2 separate regions of the Mus musculus genome follow, and region 1 is linked to region 2. Evidence: chromatin contacts called from ENCODE POLR2A ChIA-PET data. All regions are on one chromosome and are shown on one strand. The core of a region is the stretch at or near the end of the contact, and the rest is flanking DNA. Distances in the headings are between cores, read along the strand shown.

Region 1 (6,736 bases), core at 3,425-5,924, 580 kb after region 2:
TGGTGGGACCTGAGGCCCTCACTCCAGTGCTCCAAACCTGGGAGCCAGGAAACCACGGGCATCCGGCCCCGCCCAGGCATCTCCCCTGTGGTCTTGAAGAAGGGAACAAAAAGTCACAAGTTCAGGGTCAAAAGAAGCTACTGAGCACAGGAGAGGTGGGGAAAAGTGAAAGTTGCTATTAACAGGCACCCCACCCCCTCCACCCCTTCCCTTGTATGTGGGTAATGGGCTTGGTGCCCAGTGCCCAGAGCAGGGAGCCTGGCTCAAGCCTAAAGGAGTGTGGGCAGAGCCAGAAGTTCTTTGCACTGGTACCCTGTCCTCCCCCTCCTCTGCCTGTGTCTCCTGTCACAGAGCCATTCACAGACTGTTTCAAGACCACTCGATAGCTAGTGTCAGCTCTGGGGCAGTGGTTGTACTGCAGAGGGATCGACCAGGGCCAGCTGCTGGGCTGTGGGGCTAAGCTGGAGGTGCCTGCCACAACCGCTCACCTAACTCTTTCCCTCTCCTCCCCAGACTATGAAATCCCTGGAGAATTTTTGGTGACACACACTGAGCCAGCCACAGTGATGGACTGTATATTTAAGGAAAGACATACACAGAAAAAATTTAAATGGAACTGGAAGCCAAACACCGCACAGCCATCCTCTCTCAGACAGTGAATGCAGAAAGCTCTTAGGACAGACAGACAGACAGCCTACCTCGGGCTGCTTCCTCCTCTCCCAGGGCAGGCAAGAAGCTCCGCATCACTGGCTCCTAGGATACCGAAACCATGGCAACGAAAGTAGAATGTAAAACTTGCAGCAAATGTCTGTGGGGAAGGACTGGGGGAGGGGACACCCCACTGTGTCTCCTCCCTCCTCCCTGAGCTGCCACCAGTCACTCAAGGAGAAATCAGGCTGAGGCATGGGCCAAGGAACAGAGAGGAGAGAATTCCAGAGAACGTAACTTAGAAATGCGTATGTATGTATATATATATCTATTTATATGTAAATAGACATATATAAAGATATATATATATATATAAAGTCTTTTAAAACTATTCAGGGATTCAATTAAGATGTTCAGCTGACTTGCTCCATAATTTAGAAAACGGGGCCTGTTTGGGAAGGCAGCCTGGTTTTCACAAGCTAGACAGTAGCCGTAGCCGACAGCATACGGAAAGTCAAATCAGATATTAGTGTCGCCCTTAGCCCCAGCCTGACTGATGGCAGCAGTAATCATGGTGGTATAAATCCATAGAAAACTTGCAAAGGTCTCCAGGCTTATGGTTAAGGTAGGGGAAGAGCCTGGGGCAGGGAATGGTGCCCCTGGAGATAGCTGCTCAGTATTGGGCTACAGCAGAGATCCCAGACAAAGCCCTCTGGGATGGGGCCAGCTCCTCAAGCTGCCTCCTCTCTGGCCAGCCTCAGGTGGGCTCGCCGCCCTCATGCCCGGGAGCCCTGCAGCCACTCCCCTGCCCATACCTCTTCCCCACCCAAGTCCCCAGGTGGGTTTGCCTTACAGGTGCCACAGGGCACAGCTCCACCATTGCCAACAGGTTTTCTAAGTTGCGCACCAAGGACTCCAGAAGGCTGCTCCTCCCAGAGCTGAGCCAGGCCCTGAGTGCAGCCCAGCTTGTGGAGAGCCAGTGCTGTGAGCGCCTGTCTTCACTCCACAGTGGGCCCACCGGGCTCCACTCATTGGATGAAGAATCCACTACGACCAGAATGGCTTCCCCTTCAGATGAGGCTCTTTATCAAAACAGCCATTGCTGCCAGGGGAAGGAGGAGGTTCAACTCCTCCTGCGTTTATTACGGGCCTTTGGGAATTGCCGTTTCCCCCAGTTTTCCTCTGGCCACGGGTGTGCCGATCACCTACAGACTTCCAAAGCCTTACTTCCCCAAGCTGCCAGCCCAGAGGTGGTAACTGACACCACCACCACCACTCCCCACCCCCACCCCCCCACCCCCACCAAGGGTGTCTCTCTCATACAACCCCCTAACGAATGGGATGCTTGCTGGGAAAGGAAGCTTGGTTAGGAATTGTCAAATTGGTCTTTTTTTTCTTTTTTTTTTTTTTTAAACAAGGTCCCACCCTGCAATGAAGTGGCCACCCTGGCCTAGAGAGATAATAATAACTGGGTGTGGGCCAGAGTACCCCACCCGTAGTGGCCTGGTGCTCTGCCCCTGCCACCCCACCTGTCCAGTCTTGGTAGCTGTCCCTGGAGGGGCTGAGCCATGTGCAATAAGAACACAGATCCTAAAGGATCCCCTGAGAAGCTGTATTTCTTGAATTAGAATTCTGATACTGTACATGTATAAATATATGTTTATTATGTGATTGGCAGTGGTGGGTCTGCATTGAACAGGGGGTGGGGCAGGAAGCTCCCACCAGCTGCTATTGACACCGCCCAGCCTGTGCCTCCGGAGCTCCTAAGTGACAGGCCTGGCCCTCCTAACAAAGGGTATGGAGGAGCTCAGATGGCTGTGGGGCCGCAGGATGCGGTGCCCCTGACACCAGCCCTAGATGGGGACCTGCCCACCACCCTGTCACCGGGCTGGGCTGCAGCCCATTCCTGATCTGGGACTTGGGGAAAATTCCCAAATGGCTCTTGTCATCTGTGTCCACAGTCTGCCAGCCACAGCCTCCTCTCCCAGGGAGACGGAGAAAGCTAACACTGAGGCAGCCTGGGGCTCAGGGTGAGCCAGCGGCAGATCTGCCCGGCCTCCCGGAGACAGGGCCGGCAGCCGTGAGTGGCAGGCCCAGGCCCCTCCCGCTGGCGCGCCAGCCAAAGGCAGGCGGGCTGCCTGGTGGTGCCACCACAACCCGGGAGCTCATTGGCTGTCCCCGAGCAGGGTCACCACAGCCTGCCCAGGCCTGCAAGCTGCCACTTGTTAGCTACACTTGGCAGAGGGGTAGCCAGCTTCCTGGCCCCCACCTTCTCTGACTGACTAAAAGAGCTCAGTGAGCCAGAAAGAGAGGGACGTCATCCATCTGCAACAGAAAAGAAGCTTTGAGCAGAATGCCCCTCCAACTGTCAGGTGGCAAGAGAAGCCCGTCTGGGCCTCAGGGACCTACCTGCTATCTCCTTGACCTGCCCTGCTCTGGTCTGGAGCAGAAGGGGCACCATGGGACCAGGAACATGCACCTGGCCGGATTTTTGCCAGACAGTCACGTCACCCAGCTGTCTGGGCCAGGTGTGCATAGTGCCAACCTTTGACACGGGTTCAGGAGCAGCTCAGAATTCCCTGTCAGACCTCACGCCGTCTGGCTGTGAAGTCAGCCCTTTCCCAGAGCTGGGAACAAACTTGCCAGAAGGCAGGAGGCCCAAGCAAGGGTCTTCTGGAAGCTGTGTGTTTGCATGTTTGGAGTCTAGCAAAATGATCATTCTGCAGACATTCACTGAGGTCAGATTTTACTGTGTTGGACGTGACCATGTGGGTTGGGTTGGGTTGGGTTTGGTTTGGTTTGGTTTGGTTTGAGGTGTGTGAGATAGCCTCACTATATAGGCTTGGCTGGCCTGGGACTCATTATGTAGGTCAGGCTGGCTTTCAGTTTACAATAGTGAGCCTCTTGTCTCTGCCTCCCAAGTACCAGAAATTACAGGTAGAAACCGTGTATCTGCTGTCTTGGTCATTCTAAGGATTTTGACTTTCTTCTTTGTTTTTGAGACGGTTTCATTAGGTCAGGCTTGTCTCAGACTTGCTGTGTACCAAAGGCTGGCCTTGAACTCCTGATCCTCCTGCCTGTACCTTCAGCATCCCAGGGTTAGGCATGAACCACTACTCCAGGCCACACTTGGAAAATGGGTATCAGCAGGGATGAGCAGTCAAAACGGGTGGGTGTCTCTCCTGGACATGACGTGGGTGTCCACCTGCCGTTCAGGACTGTGTCCCTCCATTGGAATCAGCCCCAGAAGCAGCATTTATAAAAGTTATTAGTGTTGCTGTGGACTCCAGCTGCTTCCCACTCAAGACTGCCTTCATATGCAGTGGCTGGGTAACCTCAGGCATGTCACTCAGCCTCATGTACACAATGAGTGGGGCACAGACACTGGGCTTATTGGATGGTCATGTTGGATAGGAGTCAGCTCCCAAGAAGTGCTTCACACAGTGTCTGGTCACAGCAAGCTCCATCCAAGCGCCATTTGTCCTGTCAACAAAGATTACCTGACACTGATGTCAAGTCCTATTCTAGACCCTGTAACCACAGAGATGACAGAGGAGCCGGTGCTCTTGAGGAAGTGGGGGAGGGGGGAGTGTGTCTGGTTGGCACTCTCTTGGTGCGGAGATTCCAGCCAGAGGGAGCAGTGTGACAGAGGCCTGAAGATGAAGAGGGGCAGGAAAGCACGGGGCAGCATGTAGGCCAGATGGCTGCCTGTAATTATCACACCAGTCATTCGCAATAGTCTTGGGCAGAGAGAAACGTCACTAATACAAAAAAAAAAAAACAAACAAACAAACCTGCGCATACCTCCTCCTGCCTGTCCCCTATGTCATCCCAGAAACATCTCAGCCACCCTTGGTGCCTTTCCTGGCCAGGGTCTAGGAGTGGTTCTGTAAGGCAAAAGAGAAGCTATATGGAACGTGGGGAGACTGGGATATCATTTACCCAAACTCCAGTCATAATATGTTCCCCAAAGCCAGGGCTCAGGCCTACTGTCACCTCCTTAGCCAGTTGGGCAGGAAATAAGGCCCAGCATACAGGCCAGTCAGAGGCAGCAGGCAGCTGTGTAGGTTTACTCAGCCAGGCAACCCCACCAAGGTCTGGTGCCACACCTTGCCCACCCAGCCCTTCTGAGTTGATCTAAATGAAGTCCCTAGGAAGGTCTGGATTGGCTGTCTTAGCTCAGACACTGGGTAGGCTTTCCTTGGGAGAGATGCCTCAGTGTGGTTGACCCCAAAAAGGGCAAGGATCAAGCTTGGGACTTTAGGGGACTCGGGTTGGCTGTTCCAGTATCCTATCTTATTGTGCACCTTTCTTTTGGATGAGGAAGCACAAGAGACAGCAACTTAAACCTATGGGATGCTGAGTGTGTCAGCCAGGCCTTCTTCCTCCATAGTGACATCACCCAAATTGCCCTGACCATGTCACTCCTAGTGATGCTGTCCTGGCTCCACGCAGACAGCATGCCCTGGCATGCACACTGAAGCCTCGAAGCCTTCTCTGCCTCTGGCCCACCTCCTGCTGTTTGCAGCTTGGGGCTGCCCTTCCTCCACCTGCAGTGTTGAACGCCCACCCGGATGCTGAGACATGCACAGATTCTCTCCTCTCCAGCCTTCAGTGCCTGGGCCCCAACCTTCAGCCGTGTCTGCACAGTGGCCTAGCAGTGTCTGCCTCCTTTGGCTTGGCGGGTGCTTGCGCTGTGTGTCACCCTTTCTGTTCCACACACACACACACATCACACACACCAGCTGTGTGACTCCACAGTGGGGGAGGACAGAAGGGACCCCTGGGCAGAGACAGCTGTCTGACTTACCATCTCCTTTGCAGAGCACCTGTGGGCCACTTTGCAGCCACAAATTCAGACCAGGGTGTGTCTAAGGCAAAAGACCCACCAGATAGTAGGCCTCACGACTAGCAAGGAGGGTCTTTCTCCATTGCCCCACCTCCTGAGGGAAGCAGAATCCTACTGAAAATGTCCCCAGTTCCTCTCCCTAAGAGAACTCAGAACCAGGAGTCAGTTTGAGAATGGCCAGGGAGCAGCCACTGTCTCCTGCCCTCAGCCTGTGCCAGGCGGCACCACCCATGTCTGGAATCAGAAACAGTTCTGTTCTCGGCTTCCCCAGTGCTATCCTGGCCAGTAGCCTCCAGGTTACCTCTGGCATCATTGCCACCTACTGGCGACCAGCCATGGCCCTGTGTTCTAACATTGACATCCTAGACCCCAAACTGTCCTTAGCCACAACGGAGAGCTACCACCAGCACTGCAAGAGCCACCCAGGTAGCAGATGTGTTCTGTAAGAGGGTCAGCCTCCAAGGCACGGGGCCCTCCCGGAAGGCTGCGGACCTGTCTCTGCGAGGGAGGCTGGGGGGTGGGGGTGGGATCTGAAGCAATGTGTAAAAGACCACATGGATACCAAGGTCCAGTCCCAGCAGGAACAGAAAACACTCACTCGCCGCTGGTAGTGTTTGTAAAATTCATCATAATGACTGCCATCATTCTCCCACAGGCCTCCCCATTTATCATCTAGCCTGCCAACCTCTGTCAGCCACCAAGTTTGCAGGTGTTCAAGTTCCTGGACACTAGCATGACTCAGTGCAGGACCCCAAAACCCCAAGGGTCACGAGTCTTCAGGACCCTGAGCTCTGCCTTCGCTAGCTCATTGCTGAACCTGGTGGGATCACAGCCCACGGGATCAAATAGCATGAGCTACATCTGCCAATATTAATAGCTCCAGAGCCTGGCTGCCTGGGCTGCCGCAGCCTGAGCTGAAACACAATTCGAGGAACTGTTGTTGACTTAGCTCTGTTTCCAGCTAGGAAGGCGGCTGGGAGGGACATGGGAAAGGTTGGGACAGCGAGTGAGCAGGGATTATGGTGGAAGAAATAGGGGAGGGGAGGGGACCCCCCTGACTTCTTACAGCTTCTCATTCTGTGTCCTGAGAACCCAGGAGCATAGCTTGAAGACTGGATGTCACTCCAGGGAGCTGTTGATGTCAGTGCATGTGCCTAGCCCTCTGGGACCCTGGGTGACCTGCGCATTGGGTTATACTGGGTCTGATCTGAGACCAGGCCTCCCCTCCTGCTCCAACCA
Region 2 (6,386 bases), core at 2,555-5,054:
ACGGGCCGAGACAGACTTTTTATTTGACTGGCTTTAGAAACCAGGAAGCTTGTCACTGGTGGGCTCTTTTTTTCTGAGACTTGACTAACCTGAGTTGCCATTGGCCTATTTACTTTAAAATCTCTTCTGCTTATTGCAACCATCATGACTGAAGAGTCTTTTTCTAAGAATAGTTATAACGATTCACGAAACATTCTCTTCACAAAATAGTTGATTGGTGAACTACTTTGGGTAACTTCTTTAAATGCAAGAGGAATGGAGTTCTTGCAGGTTTGCAGTAAGGCTGGTCCAGCATTGCTCAGTGTCTGAGCACTCAGATGGGCTCATGTCAGTTTACCATCTTTCCCATGATGCTCATTTTCATTCTAGCAGAACAGGGACAATCAGGCTGATAGCCACAGACTTAGTAGGAAGTATCTTCTCAGAGTGAACAAAAGACAGATATTTTCCAAAAATAACAAACATCAGAGCTGTATTTGGGATACATTTTGTCCCTCCAAAGTCATGAACTAGAGTTTTAGAACCCAATATAAAAGTGTTAAGAGAATTCTCCCCCTTCATCCTGCTTCCCCCTTCTTTCTCCCTCCCTCCTCCCCATATTTTACCCTCTCTCTCTGTGTCCCACCACGAGATGCCATCTGTCACGTTAGGCTACAGCATGAGGCCTTTGTCAGTTGATCTTGAACTTATGTGTCTCAAAATTGTGAGCCTGCTACACCTGGCAAAATATGATTTTTAAATTAATTTCCTGGCACAAATTTATATTGATTTTCTTTCCCTATAGATTTTACCCTCGATATTCTTTGTCTCTTAATACGATAATAATTGGTAAGTTTTCATAGAGATAGTTTAGAAAATATAAATGTCTGCTTGATGTTCGTGCCTGGGGTCTCTAGAGGCTAAAAGAAGGTGCTGGATGCCCTGGGACTGGAGCTACAGATGCCCCTAAGCCTCCATGTGGGAGCTGGGAGTCAAACCAGAGTCCTTTGAAAGAGCAGCCAGTGCTCTTAATTCTTGAACCATTTCTCTAGCCCCTGCTTATAACTTCTTTATGACATCGTAAATGTTTTGAAGATTGCCATTAAATCTGGAGACATCTCAACAGTTTGTTCACTCTAATGACTTAAAAAAATTGGGGCATGTAAGATTTCTTCAAATGGATGGCACTCTTGTTTGTTGGAGAGTTCTTTAAATTCTAACAGAAGAGAACTTCCTTTTGTTAAATTTTTAAAATAGCACACACCAAGCCTGGATTGGGGGCAATTCCTGTAATCCCAGCCCTAACATTGTAAGCACACTGTACAGAATGAAGACTCTTGGATTTTTGCACTGTTAATTACAAGGCAGACCCTCCCATAGAAAGGAGTAGAGAAGCTGCTGGATCCCCTTTTAGAAGTTGATCTGAAAAAGAAAAATGAAAAAGAACTTGCCAATTTCAACTGAAGGCAGGATTATCACAATTTTGAGGCTGGCTACATAGTAACTTCCCACTATCTTAGCCTATATACAGTGTGAGGCCCTGCTTCTAAAAACAAAACAAACAAAACAAAACCAACTAAACAGTCAGGCAGTGGAGTGGCACATGTGCTACCAAGCACTCGTCTATGTAGCTACACATTCCACATTGCATATTTATTTATTTATTTATTTATTTATTTATAGACTCTAGAATGAGCACACATTCACATAACTAAGAGGTTTGAGGTCTGCTCTTGCACCTTACTCTCATAATCTTGGGAGAGCCAACTCAATGGGTGGGAAGAGTATTCTTGGATGCTTGGGACAGCTGGCAACAACCTAACCACAGATAGAAGAGACTCTAGGCTACAAAAATAAATCTTACTAAATTCAAACCAAATGTAACCCCAGTTCAATTTTAGCAAAAGATTTTAAATGCCTGCCAGCGACTCCAACACCTTCAGTCAAGAGGAAGTACGGCAGAGGGAGAGTTCCGGGGGTGAACAAGAACTGCAACACTGTCTTACTTTTACAAAGTTCATAAGAGCATATGGTCATGTAGACATATTGCTAAGACCCCTCCAAGGATCTTAGAAGGGGGTGCTGGCAATTCTGATTCCTGACACTGAAGCTTCACTGACTTCAGGTCTGGAGACATCCTTTGGTCCGTGACTCATAAAACATATTAAGGATTAAAGGAGATTTTTATATGGGTCATATCTGGCAGGATTTACTGTAGTGAGAGGTTAAAAAAATATATAAAATAGCTTTATTTGTGCATTTTAAAACAACTATATTACAAGTTAGCAGAAAAACATTTTTAATAAAAACATCTTAAGAGTATTAGTGGGGTGGCTGTGTGGTTTTTTGCTTTTTTTGTTTTTCTTCTGTAAATTCTCTTACTAGTGGCCTGGTTGGGATATGCCTCACACTTAAACCATGACAAAGGAGCAGAAGTCTCTGGAAAATCCAACTGTGTTGTCATTATAGCAAAAGAATCGAAATCGTCCTACAAAAACATTTTTGGCTCTACTGCTCCTGACTAGACCCACAGAGCCACACTTTTAGAAACCATTGCTTTCAGACGCCTGAAGCTCTTTGTCTCTCTGTCCCAGATAAGTGCCAATCAGTTCCATACTTTAGCAAGCAAGGAAAACTTTACAGTTTTAAACGAGTAACAAATGTTAGAAAAGTCTTTCTTTCCCTGACAGGAAGTAAATTATCTCTGGCATTGTCCTTATTGCCAGTAACTAAGGTTCTCTTCTTTTAGATCAAGACTAAACTCAAACACAGTTCGTGCCTTATATAGTGTGCTCAGTAGTATTTTTTTAAAGATTTAATTTTATTCATTTTAACTATACGTATGTGTCTTGTGTGGTTAAATACCGGTGTTCTTGGAAGCCCAGAGTTGTTGATCTGCCCGACCTGGGGTTTCAGGATGTTGTGAGCCACCACCCAGCACGGTGCTGGGAACTGAAATCTTAGCTGTGTGTGCCACATCTCCAGACTTACTGTTGTTGATGCTTGTTTCTGTGCTGGTTTGTTTGAGGCTAGGTAATAAAGTCTAAGGCCTTTTTTTTCCATGTTAGGTAAATGCTCAAAACCCAACATCCTGGTACACCCCCTCCCCAGCCCCATTATATGTTTCCATGCTCTTCCTGAATCCTAGGCATGTGCTAAGTAAGTGCTTTTTCATTCATTGTCTCATTGTTTCTCACAGCAAGCCTAGGGCCTAGGGAACAGATAATATTGTATTCCTTCTTTGCAGATGTAGCACCCAAGATACAGGGAAGTTAAAATCTAACTTTATACAGAGTGGGTTAGGATTTAACCTCAGATGACACTCAATTGTCATCTATTATTCACCCATAAAGTATGCGGGTGGGAGATTAAGCGAAATCCTCGTGTTCAAAAGTGTAAAAAAGACGCTTATTAAAGCAAAAACCCCTGTGGGCCAAGCCAGCCCCGACAGTCACCCCGGATACACCGTCTTGTTTCCCACTCCACACCTCCACTTTATTTCCTAAATTCTTATAAACTTCTCCTAATTTTGCACAACTGTCCTTCCTGATGGCTTCGATGGCTCTGAGACCCGCCGCTGACCCTGAAATGAAGGCGCTAAATCCTACAGGAACCCGGGCGGGGGTGGTGGTGGAAGCCCCATGGTAACCACGGGAACGGTGGCGTGGCAGGAGCTCTGCGCAGGCGCACTGCGTCCTCGCGTGGGCCAGCCTAGGCTTGGAACACCCCGGGCCTGGGCGACTCCCGGGTGGGTGGGAGGCTCGCCGCAAGCGCCTGCGCAGTGGCGCGGGAGCTGGTGTGACAGAGCGCACGTAGCGAGGGCTGCGGCCGCCCCCTCTCCGGCGCGCCGGCGCGGCAGGGGAATATAAAAGGGACGCCTGGCTCCCTCTACTGCCCAGTCGCACTGCCAGCAGGCTGAGGGCGGCAGGGAGCTAGCTAGCGGGGACTGCAGGCGACAGGACTGACCCGAGCCGAGCTGTCGCCTTCCTCCCGGCCCGCTATCCAGGTGAGGCGCTCCTCCGATCTTGGAGACGGATGCGGGGTCCCCGCGGGCAGCCGGGGTCCCTTCGCTCTGGAGTGGGGCTCAGCCCTTCTCACAGCCGCCCCCGGGTCTCCCCGAGAGGACCCGGCCCCGCACCCCCGAAGTCAGGCCGCCCCGGCGCTCTCCCAGCTTCCCTCGCCGTCCCCCCACCCCCGTCCTGCCTCTGGCCGGAGCGGCAGCAGCGGCTTGCGCCCCGCCCCAGCACTAGGACCTTCTTGAATGTTCCATCCCGGGCAGCCAGCCTCCCTGATGACTTGTGCAGCGGTACCTCGTCCGCCCCACTAAGCCGGGGGAAGGCGAGGGCGGACGGGCGGGGGTCTGGGCCGCCCGAGCCGCAGATGGTTAGCATGTGGCAGTGGAGAAAGCAGGCAGCGCTTGCAGCCGGGGGCTGAGTCTCTCCGTTTCGATCGCTCTTCTTCTCTTTTTCCTTTTCACTTTTGGAAAGTAAAGCTGGGAAGTGGGACCTACTCAGAAGTTAGGACTGAACTTGTCTGTTGCGCTTCTCGGCGTTGTCTCAGCAAGTAGACATAGCCCGGGGCGCCGAGTTTAGCTGAGAAGTTGCTGTCATTCACAGTTGGGGAAGCTGGCTTCTTCCTTCCTCTTCATCCCAGTGAATCACTTAAGGACACACGCGTCTGTCTCTGTATTTCTCTCTCCCTCTGCTCCTTCTTTCCTCCTGGTTTCCAATCTTGCCCACCTCCTCTGGTTCAGCTCACCCTGATGATCCCCTTTCCCTTTTCGTCTTTCACGCTCCCCTCCTCTTGCAGGGTCAACAAGTCAGTCCATTTTGGCCAAACCTTCTATGGTTGTGTGAGACTTTTAAACTGAATTTTGTGATTGACCCCAGATGGATGTTCAGTGTGGGGAAGGATGGTACGGTTAAATACGAGGTTGTTTCTCCTAGAGAGTGGGAATTTGGTACAAAGGCAGGCTTTCGGACTTAACATCTTCAGCTGACCATCCAAAATGAGGACTCTTGGGGTATTGCACCGTGGTTTATAGGGAAGAGCCTCCACAGAAAGGGATAGACAAGCTCCTGGGTTCTCTTTTAGGAAATGATTTTTTTTTTTTTTTTAATTAAAAGGAACCTGCCAGGTTCGACTTAACTCGAGAGCCATGGCTCTTGGACTTTTTCCTTGGAATGCACTCTGGAGGGATGGAATAGCCACTACGTGAGTGGGGGAGGGGGGAGACGTGGCAACGCTGTTCTTTCATCAACTTTTTTTTTTTTAAGGTTGAGGGGGAAAAAAAAAACCTCGTTTCCCTTCTCAGGTTTAGATGAAGCTTATGAATGGAACTTAGTCTTTTCCTAAAATAATCGCATAAAAAAATTACTCCTGCGTAGCAGGAACATTGGAAATTAAACTTTAAAAAGACACAAAAGGGTTATTTTGATTATTTCTAGGGAGAAAAGAGATTTTTAAGCAGGAAGTAGAAGCTGAAAGTGAACACGCTCTGAATATTTTTATCTTGATTTGAAATAGGAATAGTCGTGATTTCTTTCTTTTTTTTCTTCAGCCACTGATTTTCTTTAACTTTAGACCGTCAGTGTCATTTCAGAACCTTAAATATGAATTAGAAGCTTTATCTTTTCCTTTTGTAGGAAGCATAGATTTTTGTTCCTTACTTTAAAAGGTCATGACAGTTTGATTTTGCAATATTGTGTCTAATTTTTTCCTGAGGGCAGATGCTTTTTGGATTTACAGACTAAGAAAAGGTCTACTGTTTCTCTTTTAGGTGGATGAAGCTATTTCCATTGTTATACTGAATTTTTTTTACTTTGAAATTAAGCTGAGACTTTGATAAAAGGCTTGGGCATTTTGTCACTTTGTAACTCAGCTAGTAAAATAGGTGAAAACCAGATACAACTTGTAATTGTAAAGAATAAATATTGAAAAAAAAATTGAAAAACCTTTATAGCCAGTGGTGGTCATACATGTCTTTAATCCTGGGACTTGGGAGGCAAAGGCAATTGGATCTCTGTGAGTTCGAGGCCAGCCTGGTCTACAGAGTGAGTTCAGCATAGTCAGGGCTACATAGAGAACTCAATCTCAAAAAACCAAAAACAACAAAAACAAAATAAAAAACCAAGGAGGAGGTGGAAGAAGAGGAGGAAGAGGAGGAAGAAGATGAAGAGGAGGAGAAGAGAAGGGGGAGAGGAGGAGGAGGAAGAGGAAAGAAAGCAAAGCTTTAGTTCTCCTGTGTATCACCATTGTTGTAGGAGAGCTGTAGCTTTGGTGAGGAGACACTAATTTTCTGTTACTACAGAGTGAGTTATGGACTGACAAGCTGTGGTTTTCATGGAGCAGTTAATTTCAAGCATTTGCTTTGATGCTAGGGATATAGAGAGAATGGAGACAGCTAT

The links. ChIA-PET counts read pairs that join two places held with the same protein, here RNA polymerase II (POLR2A).
Region 1: POLR2A ChIA-PET joins it to region 2 with 13 read pairs in embryonic stem cell. The contact joins the enhancer-like site here to the promoter of P4ha1 in region 2. POLR2A ChIA-PET finds 5 or more read pairs at or near these places in 2 of 5 experiments (Patski and embryonic stem cell).

What each region holds. Positions count from the first base shown.
Region 1 is chr10:59,896,978-59,903,713 of GRCm38, forward strand. It overlaps Dnajb12 (DnaJ heat shock protein family (Hsp40) member B12), which reads left to right. Exons shown (of 9, transcript NM_019965.3): 9 at 514-2,319. It overlaps Gm46226 (a long non-coding RNA gene), which reads right to left and starts at 785. Exons shown (of 2, transcript XR_001779776.1): 1 at 699-785. Within about 2 kb of position 4,675, at least 3 of the 3 ENCODE cell types and tissues checked have a DNase peak (open chromatin) inside an H3K27ac peak, as active enhancers do.
Region 2 is chr10:59,319,492-59,325,877 of GRCm38, forward strand. It overlaps P4ha1 (procollagen-proline, 2-oxoglutarate 4-dioxygenase (proline 4-hydroxylase), alpha 1 polypeptide), which reads left to right and starts at 3,805. Exons shown (of 15, transcript NM_001316371.1): 1 at 3,805-3,985.